Regions from separate parts of the Homo sapiens genome. Here regions 1 and 2 are each linked to region 3. The links are chromatin loops, found by intact Hi-C in ENCODE. Cell type or tissue: CD4-positive, alpha-beta T cell. All regions are shown on one strand. Links, peaks and the distances in the headings refer to the core of each region. The heading gives the core; the rest is flanking DNA.

Region 1 (4,614 bases), core at 272-2,771, 240 kb after region 3:
CATTAAAACACAGAAAAGAGTAAATAACTTTGCAAAGGCACATGAGATACGAAAGTAAAGCTGGTGTTCTAATTCTGCAGCGTGGTTCTAGAGCCAACACGAGTGAGAGAAAAGGACTATGGAAAAAGTTCCCCAGAAATAACAAAATTTGAAGAATAAAGAGGGAGCAAGTGAAAGAGATTGAGAGAGAATAGTTTGAGTTTCAGAAAGAGAACAAGGAAGGGGCTATTCAGGTTGAGTATTCCTAATTTGAAAATCTGAAATGCCCCAAAGTCTGAAACTGAGTGCACACATGACACTGAAGAAAATGTTCATTGGAGCATTTCCTATTTTGGATTTTCAGATTAGGGTTGCTCAACCAGTATGTATCTACAAATATTCAAAAAATCTGAAATCCAAAACATTTCTTACCCCAAGAATTTCAGATAGGGGATACACAGCCTGTATGGAACTTCAAGCAGTATGGTAGAGTACACTTAACTCAGAGGCTGCAGAGAGGTAACAGATGACTGCAGATGCCAGTGATGTCTGTTGAATAAAAAGTTGCTTTGCTATTAGAGACTTGAAAGTTTTGATCTCCGTACTTCATTCAAAAGACTCTGCATGTTTCTTTATCTTTGTGTTTGCAGAGTCGGTATCTTTCAACCTCTGTTCCAAGCCTTAAAGAGCTATTATAAAGCTCTTTTGTTTGCCTAGTATGGGCTGTTTTGGTGAAATAGACTATGTAAAAATGTCTGAAATACAGAGTTGAATATGAAGAATGGCAGCATTTTGATTTTGATGTGGCTAAAGATTGATCCAGGGAGGACTGCTATTTTTCCATGCTTAAACATTTGTGGGACAAGGGCTAGTTGGCAATGCTAGAATCGTTTAGTATATCTTGAATAGTTTAAACCAAGAATCACTCAAGTATGAGCCATTCTGCTTACCTACCAGAAGTAAAGATTACTCCTCTAACAGTTTTTAGCATTGGAATTCTTTTTTTCCCTGCAAACAAAACTTTTCTTGGAACCTCATGAATGATTTTTACATGTTCAGCTTCCCTTCTCCCAGAAGATACCTGAAGCATCTCTCCTATGAAGCATAATTTGAAACACACTAGATGACAGTGAATTTTTAAAAATGGGAATGATGCATGGAAGATGAGGTAGAGGGATCTGTTTTGATATGGGAGAAGTATGAGGATTCAGCAAGTTCAGCATCTCTTCTAAAGGTGTTGGGTGATTTAGTCTGGGCGCAGGTTTGGAGGGATGAGGAAGAGTTACCCAGGAGGGAGATAGGGAAGGCTTACAGCATTGGCTTTGCCTGCCTGCCTGCCTGCCTGCCTTTAAGGGACAGCATGATGAAGGACTGTTCTTATAGTTCCTTAGGAGTTTATGCAGAGGAGAAAAAAAAGCTCTGTTCTTTGAATTAGGGCAAACGTTCTCTTCCTGCTTTTTTACATTCATCATTGAAATCCTGTAAGTCTGCACAATGAGCAAGGAAAAAGTGGCAGCTCAGATCGTTGCTTCTTTCTCCTACACAAAGCAGGTAACAGTTTAAATATGCATGCTGCTGCCACCTCCTGGACCAAATTCTAGTTCCAGTGGGCCCAATTAGTAGTACCCTAATGCTTTTCATTCCTTGCGGAATAAACAAATAGTCCCTCGTTGAACTGATTTAACTCCAGTTAGCCATTGGGAAAAGATATCAAGGAATTACGATGTATCAAATGAAACATTCTAGGGCAGCATATATTAAAGTACTAATTGACAGTGTGAGACCAAGTATAGAAAAATAGCAAAATCAGTTAGAGCTAGAGTTACCAAGAAACTTTTATGGAAGACTTAATTTGAATTGGGTCTAAAAGGATGGGTAGGAAAAGACAGAAAGATGAAGAAAATGGCCAATCCCCTGTGTGAACTGTTGGATATAGAGTGGGAAGGGACAGGGGCTGGCAGTTGTTCTACTTTCCAACTCATTTGCACTTGGTATTGCAATTTCTGTTGGTTCTCAAGAGATGTTCAGTGTGCCTACTGCTTATGTCAGAATTCCGATTTTGCCTATATCACTTGGTGTACTACATGAAGCCATTTTAAGAAGATAGACTTAAAAGCTCTTCATGTGAGTTTTTTTTGAGTAATGTGGATAGCATATAGAACTTAAGCGTTTGCATGTAAAAATCTTGCAATGTGCAAACTATAAATATTTGCAAGTTTTGCATTTGTTTTTATTATAAAATGTAACCAAATTATAAAAAGCGTAGAAAACAAAAGAAATCACCTGTAATTCCTGTACTACAACAAAACTACTCATCTTGGCATTTTTTCTTTTCTTTACCTATGTAATTTATACAGTTATAATCATCTTGTATATAGTGTTCATTTCATCCTCTTTTTCTTAGTGCTTTAGGTATAATATTTACCCATATTTAGGCATTTGCTGGATATCTATAAGGCGCTTGTCATATATCCTCAATCTCTTGTAATAATCCTGTAAAAGAGTGAAGATTATCTTCATCTTCCAAGTAGAGACCTGAGATTGAATAAGGAAAAACTAGATCACTACCTAGGAAGTAGAACTGGGATTTGTTTTGCCCCAAGGCTCTTTTTGTTTTTAGGCCATGCTATATCTTCATACTTATTTAAAATTGCTAACTGGCCGGGTGTGGTGGTTTACACCTGTAAACCACCTAGGATCACTTGAACCTAGAAGTTGGAGACCAGCATGGGCAAGCAATAATAAAAAGAAATTAGCCAGGTGTGGTGGCGTGCACCTGTGGTCCTAGCTACCTGGGAGGCTGAGGTGGAAGGATCCCCTGAGCCCAGGAAGTTGAGGCTGCAGTGAACTAGGATCATATTACTGCACCCTAGTGTGGGCAACAGAGTGAGACCCTGTCTCCAAAAAACTAATAATAATAAAATTGCTAACTGTGTTTTAGTATCTGCTGATGCCTGTAGTCAGTCCCCTTTGTGGACATATAAAGAGAACATAATTAGTTGGAACGTAAGTATGTAAGCACTCAGTTTTAATTTTCCCATCACAAGTCTCAAAATGGAATGAATTAGATCTACTCTACATGACCTCCATGACCATTTGCTGAAGGTTGTAAAAGTTGCTGCTAATTACAGGCAGCAGGAATAAGGAAGAGTGTAAACAGTTCTGGATAATGCACAGCGACAGGTTATCATAAGTAGGACCGTTTTAGTCTACCCCACTGTCATGTTATACATGAACTGCAGGGTTACCTCACTTTGGTGGCAGAGCTAGAATTAGAACCTAGACAAGTTCTTGGCTAATTCAAAGTTTTAGTTATGGCAAAAGTTACTTTAGTTGAGGTCGGTGGGCCTGCACAGTGGTGAGGAGAGGGGAAGTACGGTGGACCTGGACGTGAGAGCTTCAGTATATAAATGCCAAAAAATGGTAACTGATTTAAAACAACTTTTGAGTCACCTTGAAAGTTTAAAAAATACATTGATAACCTAGGTTCTACTTACAGACTTAACTGAATTAGAAATTTTATTTAATAAGCTCCCTAGGTATTTCTTGTAGGATTAGAAATGATTGAAGAGAAGTTTTTCAGTTAGTACAAAAAGTACCCTCTGAGAGTTCTTACTTTGAGATTCTTGTTCTCCCTTACCTACTGAATGAGCATCTTTGGAGGTGAGGCCTTGGAATCTGCATTTTATCAGCTCTACAAGTGATTCTCCTGTATTTTAAATTTGGGTGTATAAAGTTGATATTGGTAGAGCATGAATTATGGATTTTGTGGTCTTGATAATAAATATATAGGTACTGGAAAGACCTGGAGCTCTGGAGGAAGAGTTGGTTTCATATCTGCCGCTGTCACCAATATTGAAGATGGAAAATCCTCTGAGCCTAAATATCTTTAAAACTTAGGGAACATACCTAATTGGGTTAATAGGAAGATTTAGATATACAATCATGCATCCCTTAGCGATGGGGATATGTTCTGAGAAATGCATTGTCAGGTGATTTTGTCCTGCAAACATAGTGTACTTACACAAACCTAGATGGTAGAGCCTACTACACAACTTAGGCTATATGGTATAATCTGTTGTTCCTAGGATACCAACCTGTACAGCATGTTACCGTACTGAATAGTATAGGCACTTGTAATGCAATGATAAGTATTTGTGTATCTAAACACAGAAAATGTACATTAAAACACAGTATAAAAGATAAGGGGACTGGGTACGGTGGTGCACGCCTGTAATCCCAGCACTTTGGGAGGCTGAGGCGGGTGGATTACGTGAGGCCAGGAGTTGGAGACTGGCCTGACCAACATGGTGAAACCCCATCTCTACTAAAAATACAAAACCTAGCCGGGCGTGGTGGTGCACACCTGTAATCCCAGCTACTGGGGAGGCTGAGACACGAGAATTGCTTGAACCCGGGAGGCGGAGGTTGCAGTGAGCTGAGATTGAGCCACTGTGCTCCAGCGTGGGCAACAGAGCGAGACTCTTGTCTTTAAAAAAAGAAAAACAAAAACTTACATTTTTAACATCTTTTTAAAAACTATGGCAAACACATTAGCCTAGACCTACACAGGCTCAGGATCATCAGTATCAGTGTCTTAACCACCACATCTTGTTCGATTGGAAAGTCTTCAGA
Region 2 (4,614 bases), core at 272-2,771, 85 kb after region 3:
AGTGATCCACCTGCCTTGGCCTCCCAGAGTGCTGAGATTACAGGCTTGAGCCACTGCGCCCGGTCACCTGGGTCTGTTTTTATTCATCATTGTATCCCTCTGCTTAGGACAGGCATGGGATTATAAATACTTGCTGAGTGAATGAACAAGTCCCTCAATATGCAGATAGGACAAGACTGAGATAGATGACGCCACTTACTTGTCACACTGCAAATCAAGAACTGGGGTCTTTTGATTCTACCTCAGCTCTTTCCATTAAACTTCCCCGATTCCTGTGTTCCCTTCTGTCTTAGTGGAGATCTCAAAACTAATTCTAGATTCCTTGGCTGCCAAGGTCAGTGACTCATCGTACTACTGAAACCCAGCTGGAGGCCCCTTGGTGTTTGGTATCACCAACAGAATATCCTTTATGAGTGTCACCACTGGCATCAGGAGGTTCTGGGGAAAGTGAAACCCTTCAGCATCCTCGTCCTGATGGTTGGCCACAAGAGTGACCTGTTGGTGAGCACTGGGTGACACCACAGGGAAAGAAGCTGGCTGCCTCTTTGGGGCATTGAAACTTCAGCCAAGAGCAACAGTAACATTAGCACAGCCTCTGAGGAGCTCACTCAGTGTATCTGTGAGACTGTGAAGTGGGGGGGACATGGGATCTAACTCAGGGTGGGAGGGAATTTTGAAATGCAGGGTCTCATCCTGGGCCAAGCTTCAGGACGCAGAGGACCAAAGCAAATCAAGGTGGCTGTGCCTGTGCTAGTGACCCTTGGGTAGGACAGCCATCCTCCCTAGAGCCCACAGAACTCTCACAATCCACAAGGGCCATGCTGGGCCCAGGACAGGATGATGCTAGGTGCCACTGAAGGACATGACCCAGAGGTCTGGAAGGCGCCTGGTTTCTTCTGCATGATGGTGAAAACACCAGGATCAAAGATAACAGCAACTAAGAAGAGATGGGCACCTGCACAGACATGCCTATCCTGAGGACAGGGGCCTACTCCCATCCTTTCTCAGGGACAGGGACAAACACAGCTTTCTCCAGGAGTTCCAGAAGAGCAGGTCAAAAAGGGTTTTTAGGCCGGGCGCGGTGGCTCACGCTTGTAATCTCAGCACTTTGGGAGTGCGAGACCTGTCTGACCAACACAGTGAAAACCCCATCTCCACTAAAAATACAAAAATTATCTCGGTGTGGCGGCAGGCGCCTGTAACCCCAGTTACTTGGGAATCTGAGGCAGGAGAATCGCTTAAACCTGGGAGGCTGAGGTGGCAGTGAGCCAAGATCACATCACTGCACTCTAGCCTGGGTGACAGAGCTAGACTCCGTCTCAAAAAAAAAAAAATTAAAAAAAAACAAAAAAAACCAAAAAGGGTTTTTAGGCATATAACATTGCCAAAACAAGGATGCCTCTTCAGTTGAGGGCCGTGAGAGAAGGTCACCCTACTCAATTCTTATGGCCGAGAAGCTGGACTCAAACTCCTGCTGATGTTATGGCCTCCCTTGGGGTAAAATGATGGAAAATCCCTGAGTTTTTCTCAAACACCAAAATGAATAACGATGCTGCCACCTGCTGACTAGAGAGCTACAATCCAGGCTTGCTTGTCCTGACTCCCTCTGGGATTTCAAAGGTACCCTGTCTTTCGATTAATAACTTCTTTATTCTGGAAAAGCAAATGAAAGTCATATTCATATAAACACTGACATTACAAAGTACAGGGAAAAGGGGAAGGGAGAAGGAAACAAAACCCTTTACAAATCCTGCTAATACTGTCTTACCCAAAAAGACCATAATGCTTTGTCCCATATTCAGTCACTTATATAATAAACCACAAATAAAATCTTCTCTGGAAGATACATTGCTCCTCTTTGAGATGGCAGGGAAAAGGGACCGGAAGTTGGGGTAGGAGGCTTTATTCTTTTGGCAGATCCTCTCAGTCATTATAGATATTGCTGCACTGTTAATAAAAAATATATGCTTCTCTGTAAAGCATTAAAAAAAAAAATCCAAGGATGAGATGGCTGAGTTCTCAGCTCAAGTATCTCCAAATACATTGCTGTCCATTCCCTGACCTTTCCGTGTGTTATTTCTTGGTTGTTTTCCGGATCAATGCCATTCTCTGAAAGGAGAGACAAATAAGCAGTTATACAGCAGCAGCTGGAGTCAGGAGCTTTCTGGAACATTCTGTGTGGCTAGCAGGCCTCATGGTCTACACTGTAGGCCGCAGCCCTCAGAGACCTGCAGTCACAAGGCATCTCAGTAGATTCCTTTTAACCAGAGAGCAGTCTGCAAGGCCCCAAGAGATGTTTAGATGGGCTAGTGGACCCATTTCATCCACCAAACTGCTCTAGGCTAGCAGAATGGCAAAAAAGTTAAAAGCAGGAGAAAGTGACAGCTCTTGAGTTTTGGTGACTTAGAGAATAAGCTGGCAAAGCATGTGTTTTCTTTCTTTCTTTTTTTTTTTTTTGAGATGGAATCTCGCTCTGTTGCCCAGGCTGGAGTGCAGTGGCATGATTTCGGCTCACTGCAACCTCTGCCTCCCAAGTTCAAGTGATTCTCCTGCCTCAGCCTCCCCAGTAGCTGGGATTACAGGCACGTGCCACCACGCCTGGCTAATTTTTGTATTTTTAGTAGAGACAGGGTTTCACTACATTGGCCGGGCTGGTGTCAAACTCCTAACCTCAAGTGATCCACCAGGCTCGGCCTCCCAAAGTGCTAGGATTACAGGCATGAGCCACTGCGCCTGGCCAAGCATGTGTTTTCTGGGGTCCCCTGACCCCAATCTTTTCTCCAATGATGGACACAATAGGGAAGGGGCCTCAATTTCAAAGTGTTGCCACACACAAAGGGAGCTGACATTTCACATCTCATGACCTGCATTGAAGGGAAACTGAAGACTAACAACTTCTACCACAGTCCATCATGGAAACACTCAGATCATAGGTTTCATGATCTGAATTCTTTTACTATTACTAGCTACTAGCCAAATTAACAACTTACTTTGTTCATTCTTTTTGACCAAATACCAATATTATGGCATTTGTCGACTAAATAAATAGGGCTGAAAATGGTTAACTTGGGAGCACAAAGTGACAGTCCATTGTTTGCAGGGACTCTCTTCTGAACAGTGCAATCTTTCCATTCAGGAAACTGGTGGCTTCCCTTTAGGGCTTGCTTCGTGAGCTTTACAAACACCGGCTCCAGAGATACCAGGCTATGGCGAAGCAGGGGCACTCAACCAGGACTGCCCAGTTGTGCCTGCTAAGCTTGGAAAAAGCTCACGTTTCAAATCAGAGTAGCCACTTAAGTTAAGACAGAAAGGATAACAGCCTTGTCAGAGGGAGGCCAACACTGCTGTTGGACTGACCAAAGATGGGGATGACTTGCTCCACAGCAGAAGTAGTATTCTCACACTGACTCCTAGGTTCCTTGTTCAGAGGGAACCTTGTTCAAAGGTAAAACCAGGACACAGGCCAGAATGTCCAGCACGGCAGCCTGGATACTACCTCTCAGAACAAGTACAGCACATTTTTGCTTTCTTTAACCTGCCCTCTCTTCATAGGACCATATATGGTGTTGCAATCAGCAACAATGAAGGAAGATTTCATTAAGGAGGTATGGTGGGGCGAGCTGCATCCATATTAGAAGAACCCAGAATCAACAGCTTTAAGTGACACTCAACAGAGTTACGAGAAAAAACAGACCACATGTGGGAACAGCACAGCACCATGTGAATATCTTATTGATCTCCCGGAGACCGCTGCTGCCTCTTGCCCTCTCTGACCCTTGCTCCAGAGAGTGAAGTTTGCTGTGTGGAGGAAGCGAGGCCCCCTAGAAGGTAGCTGTGTGTATCCACTCTGAGACGTAACTCAAGGAATCAGCCCTGGCTGTCCCCAGGGCTCTGGCATTTCCTCACCTGTTTGTGAGCTTCTGTGGTGCAAGCTTTTTTGTAGGGTCGGATTTCTTCAGAGCCAAATCCTGGGATCCACATGTTCCACTGGCGCTCTGCAAGGAAGAAGCCAGCACAGAGATAAACGTACCAAGAAGGCAGTACCAGGAGTGCAATGTGACCCCCTTGGATCAGGGAGGATGAATGTGGGCATCTGGCTACTAACTCCACAAAGGGATTCTATTACAAATAGGGAAAATGGACATGGCTTCTCCAAGGTTTTTTCTTTTTTTTTGGAGACAGGGTCTTCCCACTCTGTCACCCAGAGTGGGGTGCAGTGGCACAATCTTGGCTCACTACAGCCTTGACTACCCCAGCACAAGCGATATTCCCATCCTGGCCTCCCAAGTAGCTGGGACTACAGGCGCATGCCACCATGGCCAGCTAATATTTCTTATTTCTTATATTTCTTTAAGACGGAATTTTGCTCCTGTTGCCCAGGCTGGAGTGCAATGGCGCAATCTCGACTCACTGCAATCTCTCAGGCTTCAACATTGAATATGCCACAGGCTCATTTGCCAGGTTCAAGCAATTCTCCTGCCTCAGCCTCCTGAGTAGCTGGGATTACAGGTGTGTGCCACCATGCCTGGCTTTTTTATTTTTTATTTTTTGGAGATGGAGTCTCACTCTGTTGCCCAAGTTGGAGTGCAGTGGTGCGATCTCGGCTCACTGAAA
Region 3 (5,652 bases), core at 1,896-4,395:
ACCCTGTCTCTACCAAAAATACAAAAATTAGATGGGCAATTAGCTGGACGTGGTGGTGCACGCCTGTAATCCCAGCTACTCGGGAGGCTGAAACAGGAGAATTGCTTGAACCCAGGAGGCAGAGATTGCAGTGAACTGAGATCACGCCATTACACTCCAGCCTAGGCAACAGAGTGAGACTCCGTCTCAAAAAAAAAAATTAGCTGGGCATGGTGGTGCACATCTGTGGTCCCAGCTACTCGGGAGGCTGAGGCAGAGGTTGCAGTGAGCCGAGATCCTGCCACTGCACTCCAGCCTGGATGACAGAGTGAGACTCTTGAGACAAACAACTGGGGCTGGGCGCAGTAGTTCACACGTGTAATCCCAGCACTTTGGGAGGCCGAGATGGGTGGATCACTTGAGGTCAAGAGCTCAAGACCGGCCTGGCCAACATGGTGAAACCCTGTCTCTATTAAAAATACAAAAATGAGCCGGGCATGGTGGTGCGTGTCTGTAATCCCAGCTACTCTGGAGACTGAGGCAGGAAAATTGCTTGAACCCAGGGGGCAGAGGTTGCAGTGAGCCGAGATTGCACCACTGCACTCCAGCCTGGGCAACAGAATGAGACTCCATCTCAAAATAAAATAAAAAATACAAATACAAAACTAAAAAAATAAAAATAAAGGCCAGGTGCAGTTGCTCATGCCTGTAATCCCAGCACTTTGGGAGGCCAAGATGGGCAGGTCACCTGAGGTCGGGAGTTCCAGACCAGCCTGGCAAAAATGGTGAAACCCGGTCTCTACTAAAAATACACAAAATGGCCAGGCGCGGTGGCTCACGCCTGTAATCCCAGCACTTTGGTAGGCTGAGGCGGGTGGATCACCTGACGTTTAGGAGTTCAAGTCCAGGCTGGCCAACATGGTAAAACCCCGTCTCTACTAAAAATACAAAAATTAGCTGGGCATGGTGGCAGGCGCCTGTAATCCCAGCTACTCAGGAGGCTGAAGCAGGAGAATTGCTTGAACCCAGGAGGAAGAGGTTGCAGTGAGCTGAAATCGTGCCATTGCACTCTAGCCTGGGCGGGTCAGGAGTTCGAGATCAGCCTGGCCAACATGGAGAAACCCCATCTCTACTAAAAGTACAAAAATTAAGGCTGGGCGCGGAGGCTCACGCCTGTAAGCCCAGCACTTTGGGAGGATGAGGTGGGTGGCTCATGAGATCAGGAATTCAAGACCAGCCTGGCCAAGATGGTGAAACCCTGTCTCTACTAAAAATACAAAAATTAGCTGGGTGTGGTGGCAGGCACCTGTAATCCCAGCTACCTGGGAGGCTGAGGCAGGAGAATTGCTTGAACCTGGCTGCAGTGAGCCGAGATCGCACCACTGCACTCCAGCCTGGGCAACAGAGTGAGACCCCATCTCAAAAAAAAAAAAAAAAAGAGTTGAGGTCTCCTTCCACCACTTGTGTGAAGACCCCAGAAAACTTGCTTTACCTCTTTAAACTTCAGTTTTCTTATCTTCCAACTGCCATGAGGTTTTTGTGAGGAACAAATGAGCTGACATGGATGTTTCTGTAGTTAACAAAATAAAGGGTCTTACAAAATAGGCAATAATAATAATAATCACTTATTATTATTACATGAAGCTACATGAATGTGTAAGATCTTGGAGGAAGACAGCAGAGAGAGAGAGAGAGATCAGAGATCCCAGGGTTAAAAGTTGGAGAAATTTCACAGTACATCATCCAAAAGAGGAGTCCATGATGGAGGCAGAGGTAAACTTGGAGAGGTAAGAAACCCTGAAGACAGGGGAGTGCTTTGTGGCAGGCTCTGCATATAAGAATTCAGCCTGGCCAACATGGCGAAACCCAGTCTCTACTAAAAATACGAAAATTAGCCAGGCTTTGTGGCAGGCACCTGTAATCCCAGCTATTTGGGAGGCTGAGGCAGGAGAATCGCTTGAACCTGGGAGGCAGAGGTTGCAGTGAGCCGAGATCTCACCATTGCACTCCAGCCCGGGTGACAAGAGCAAGACTCGATCTCAAAAAAAAAAAAAGTTCAGTTCAGTTGGTAAGAACTCATCAAAAGTGTCCATCTAGACTTTGGGTGCCGTAGAATGACTCAGAGTCTGAATCAACATGAAATCGAGAAAACGTCCTTTGCAAGGGTTTCAGGGAACACCTGAAATCCTGAAGAACTGTTTGTATCCATCCTGAAGAATGGGTGTTAATAAGAGACAGCCTTTTCTTGGTACCTGTTTTCCATCTCTAACCCAACCCCAACTCACACCCTTCTATTTTATCTGGTCTCTCTCATTCCTCTTGCTCCTCCCCACTTGGCTCCCGTTTTCCCCAAGTCCATTCTCTATTTTGTTCTATAAGATCTGATCATATTAGGATGCTCTTGTAGCTCATAAGAAGATGACTGGGTGTTCACACGCATATGAGATGTGCCTCCCTCAAACCTTGTTAAGACATGGGCACATACCCATCTGATGTTAACTCACGGGGAAAAAAATCTGATCATGCCATTCCCGTGCCCAAATTCCCATATATCCCTACTGCCTCAGGATAGAGGCTGGACCCCTTAGACACACAAGACCCTGTATCCATGATCTGTCACTCCCACAGGCACCCTCTACTCCCATCTACTTGGCAGTTTCCCACAACCTCCCTGGGTTCTCGTGGTTCCCTGTCATTGCAAACGTCGCTTCTCCTAGGATGTCCTGCCCCCCTAGACTTAACTTGGAAAGCTGTTCTTAAGCCCCGGACTGAGTCAGATGCCCCTCTGGGTATCCCTGTCATAGCGTTGTGTGGTTGTTGATAGTCTGATTTTTCAACCTTCTCCATGCCCTCTTGAGGGTAGGGAAGATGAGTATCTTTTTTCTCCGTACAGACCCTACCGCACAAGATTTTCCTAAACAGACCGAACTCAAGGAGTCTTTCTGGTTGTTAGTCCACGTGTCCCGATTTGGGGTTTCCAAAATACACGCCCACTGGAACCGGGCCAGGGGAGCCAGCCTGGCCAAGGGCTCCCCCAGCCCGGCCAAGGGCTCCCCCAGCCCGGGAGCGCGCCACATGCAGATCCTGGGATGGCCGCCAGGGGCCGCCGGGCTCTTTGTTTTCCTTTCTCACCCGGGTCGGGGCCAGAGGCCTGCAGAGCGCATGCTCTGGGGCAGTTCGCGGCCCGGCGGGGAGCGCCGGAGTTCCTTGTGGCCGACGTGCACCAAGGTAGGTCTCGCCTGGGACGCGCGGAGGGTCCGGGCAGAGGGCGGTAAGCGGAGCGGCCACAGCCGGAGCACGGGCCGGTCCACGCGGGCCTAAGTCGCTGCCCGCTCTCGCCCGTGTCGCGCGGCGCCGGCCCCACGTGAAGCCCGGAGGCAGGAAGGCGCGGTGCGGGCTCGCGATTCCCCGGCCCCGCGGGGCGCTCCAGCAGCGGCTGGGCGCTGCCTCGCTGGAGCTAGGGCCGCGCGGCCCCTCCGCCGCCGCGCCTCTCACGCCCGCACCGCGGCGCCCGCGCAGGCGGGAGATTCAAACTGCGCGAGCGCGGCGGGCCGGGTGCGCGCGGCCGCCCGGGCGGGGGATGGGTCTCTGCCGCGAGGAGGATGGTTTTGTCCGGCATGCGCTTGGAGAAGGCGGTTTGCAGATCGGGGAGGGAGCCCTGCCCGGGAGAGGGTGGGTCGTAGGAGCTCGAGGGTCTCCCGCTGTGGACCTTTGGGAGCCGTGTGTCTTGAACTCCGCAGCAGCTCAGTCTGTCAGCAGATTATTTGCTGGCCATTTATTGCGTCCCTCTCTTGCGGGGCTGGGGGACAGTAGTGAGAAGAGCAGGCCCGTGTCATTAGCGAACTATGCCCTTGAACCCAGGCGACGGACGCTACTGGCAAGTCATTCATACGTCACATATTGACCTAACTTCGACCACGTGTGACTTGTGTGCCCTAGCAGAAGTTGAGTGTGTGGGGTGTTACGGGGAGCCCTCAGGGGGATCCCCCACCCTGCCCAGGAGGCTCAGGGATGGCTTTCCAGGTGAAGTGACTCTTGAATGGGGTTTTGAAGGAACAGAGTTTTTCAGGCAGTCTGAGGGTAGTGGGATTAGGGTGATACAGGCAGAGGGATTGCACGTGCAACGGCATGAAGGTATAGGTATTGTGGTCAGGGATACCACAGGTCTTGAGGTGACTGGAGGAGGAGAGTAACAAGATGATACAGCAGGGGCTGGGTCACGAAGCGTCTTGTGTGCAAGACTAAGGAACTCTGCGGGGTGGAGGAGGCAGGGAAGATTTCCCCCAAGAAGGGTATCAGAGTGAAACCTGGACAGATGAATTAGGAGTTCACGAGGCTCCTGTTTCAAAGACATCCCAAGAGCAGGAATCCTGTTCTGTTCATCGTTACAACTTTCTCATCAGATGCCCTTGGGCAACCCACCCAGTCCCCCAGAGCATTGGTTTCCTTATCTGTAAAGCAATGGTAGGGGGCATGTGGTGAGGATATAATTTTTTTTTTTTTGAGACGGAGTTTCCACTCTTATTACCCAGGCTGGAGTGCAGTGGCGCGATCTCAGCTCACTGCAACCTCCACCTCCTAGGTTCAAGCAATTCTGCCTCAGCCTGCTGAGCAGCTGAGACTACAGGAACACACCACCAGGCCCAGCTAATTTTTGTATTTTTTTTTTTTTAGTAGAGACGGGGTTTCACCATGTTGGCCAGGCTGGTCTTGAACTCCTGACCTCAGGTGATCCACCTGCCTCAGCCTCCCAAAGTGCTGGAATTACAGGTGTGAGCCACCGCACCCGGCCAATTTTTTTTTTTTTTCTGATACAGAATCTTGGTCTATCGCCCAGGCTGTAGTATAGTGTCGTGCTCTCAGTCGCTGCAGCCTCCACCTCCCGGGTTCAAGCGATTCTCCTGTCTCAGCCTCCCGAATAGTAATATCCTATAATTTTCATAAAGCAGTGAAGTTGTGTGTCCCTTCCCCCAGGAAAAATGAACACATAGGCCCAGGCACAGGTTGTATAGAACGGGGATCCCAGGTGAGAAACTCCTAGTGTGAAATATACCACCTGTGTGCCTGGCATAACAGCAGCTCACCAAATGTATATTGTTGACACATGAGCCCTCTCCTCCCTTCCCTCCTGGGGACCTTACACACAGAGATTTTTCAGCCTTAGTCTGGCAGGCAAGTTCTTCCTCCTGGTGTGGGGGACGGAGGGCACAGCTGCAGTGGCCTGGGAGGGCTCTGTCTCCTTTTACAGAAATCGAGGCTGTGGTGAGGTCACTGGAGGTCAGGGCAGGAGCACCAGGCTCCGGGCAGACTGTCTAGACTGGCGTGCCTACCCACTTTCTTCAATAAATAAGGAAGGTGAGGTGGGGGTAGGGCAGCTCCAGCTCTGGTGGAGCATGGTCATGAGACTGGGATTTCATTCCACCTCTCTGTGACCTGGGTCACCTTTCCCTGAGCCTCATCTTCCCCTTAGCTGTAAAACTGGGATGAGTCTGCTCACCTCAAAGGGCAGCTGTGGGCATTCAGGAGTGCCTGATGGTGGAAGCTGACTCTGTAGCCGACTTATCTGTGACTGTCTCACTCTTCTCCCAGAGACTGTATGCTCCTTGAAGATGGAAGCTGTGTTGTGTGGGGCGGGGTGGGGAAGCATGATGCCAAAAGCCAACTCCTTATTCC

Evidence for each region. Peaks named below come from ENCODE experiments on the same cell type or tissue, not always from the same donor. Only the 100,000 strongest peaks of a DNase experiment are listed, where the experiment ranks them.
Region 1: it touches region 3 in a loop (16-fold over the local background); 2 of 110 quality-filtered maps call a loop at or near these places.
Region 2: it touches region 3 in a loop (11-fold over the local background); 98 of 110 quality-filtered maps call a loop at or near these places.

Annotation. Positions count from the first base shown.
Region 1 is chr1:28,755,486-28,760,099 of GRCh38, forward strand. The region is part of intron 4 of YTHDF2 (YTH N6-methyladenosine RNA binding protein F2); the gene reads left to right. Among named protein-coding and RNA genes, the nearest start is that of YTHDF2, 21 kb to the left of the region's middle. In CD4-positive, alpha-beta T cell, for the core only: a CTCF peak has its summit at 1,575 (motif pointing left); a DNase peak (open chromatin) is centred at 1,556.
Region 2 is chr1:28,601,466-28,606,079 of GRCh38, forward strand. It overlaps TAF12 (TATA-box binding protein associated factor 12), which reads right to left. Exons shown (of 6, transcript NM_005644.4): 5 at 3,907-3,995; 6 at 1,385-2,109. The coding sequence ends at 2,074. Among named protein-coding and RNA genes, the nearest start is that of RAB42, 12 kb to the left of the region's middle. RefSeq lists an enhancer at 974-1,474. In CD4-positive, alpha-beta T cell, for the core only: CTCF peaks have their summits at 1,553 (motif pointing left) and 1,752; a DNase peak (open chromatin) is centred at 1,546.
Region 3 is chr1:28,515,102-28,520,753 of GRCh38, forward strand. It overlaps RCC1 (regulator of chromosome condensation 1), which reads left to right. Exons shown (of 13, transcript NM_001381865.2): 4 at 1,624-1,766. It overlaps LOC124904836 (small nucleolar RNA U13), which reads left to right and starts at 2,375; the gene lies at 2,375-2,474. RefSeq lists enhancers at 1,768-1,827, 2,902-3,753, 3,754-4,604, 3,898-4,107 and silencers at 2,978-3,617, 3,668-3,757. In CD4-positive, alpha-beta T cell, for the core only: CTCF peaks have their summits at 3,052 (motif pointing right) and 3,255; DNase peaks (open chromatin) are centred at 3,130, 3,420, 3,890, 4,150 and 1 weaker place; H3K4me3 peaks cover 1,470 bases; H3K27ac peaks cover 808 bases.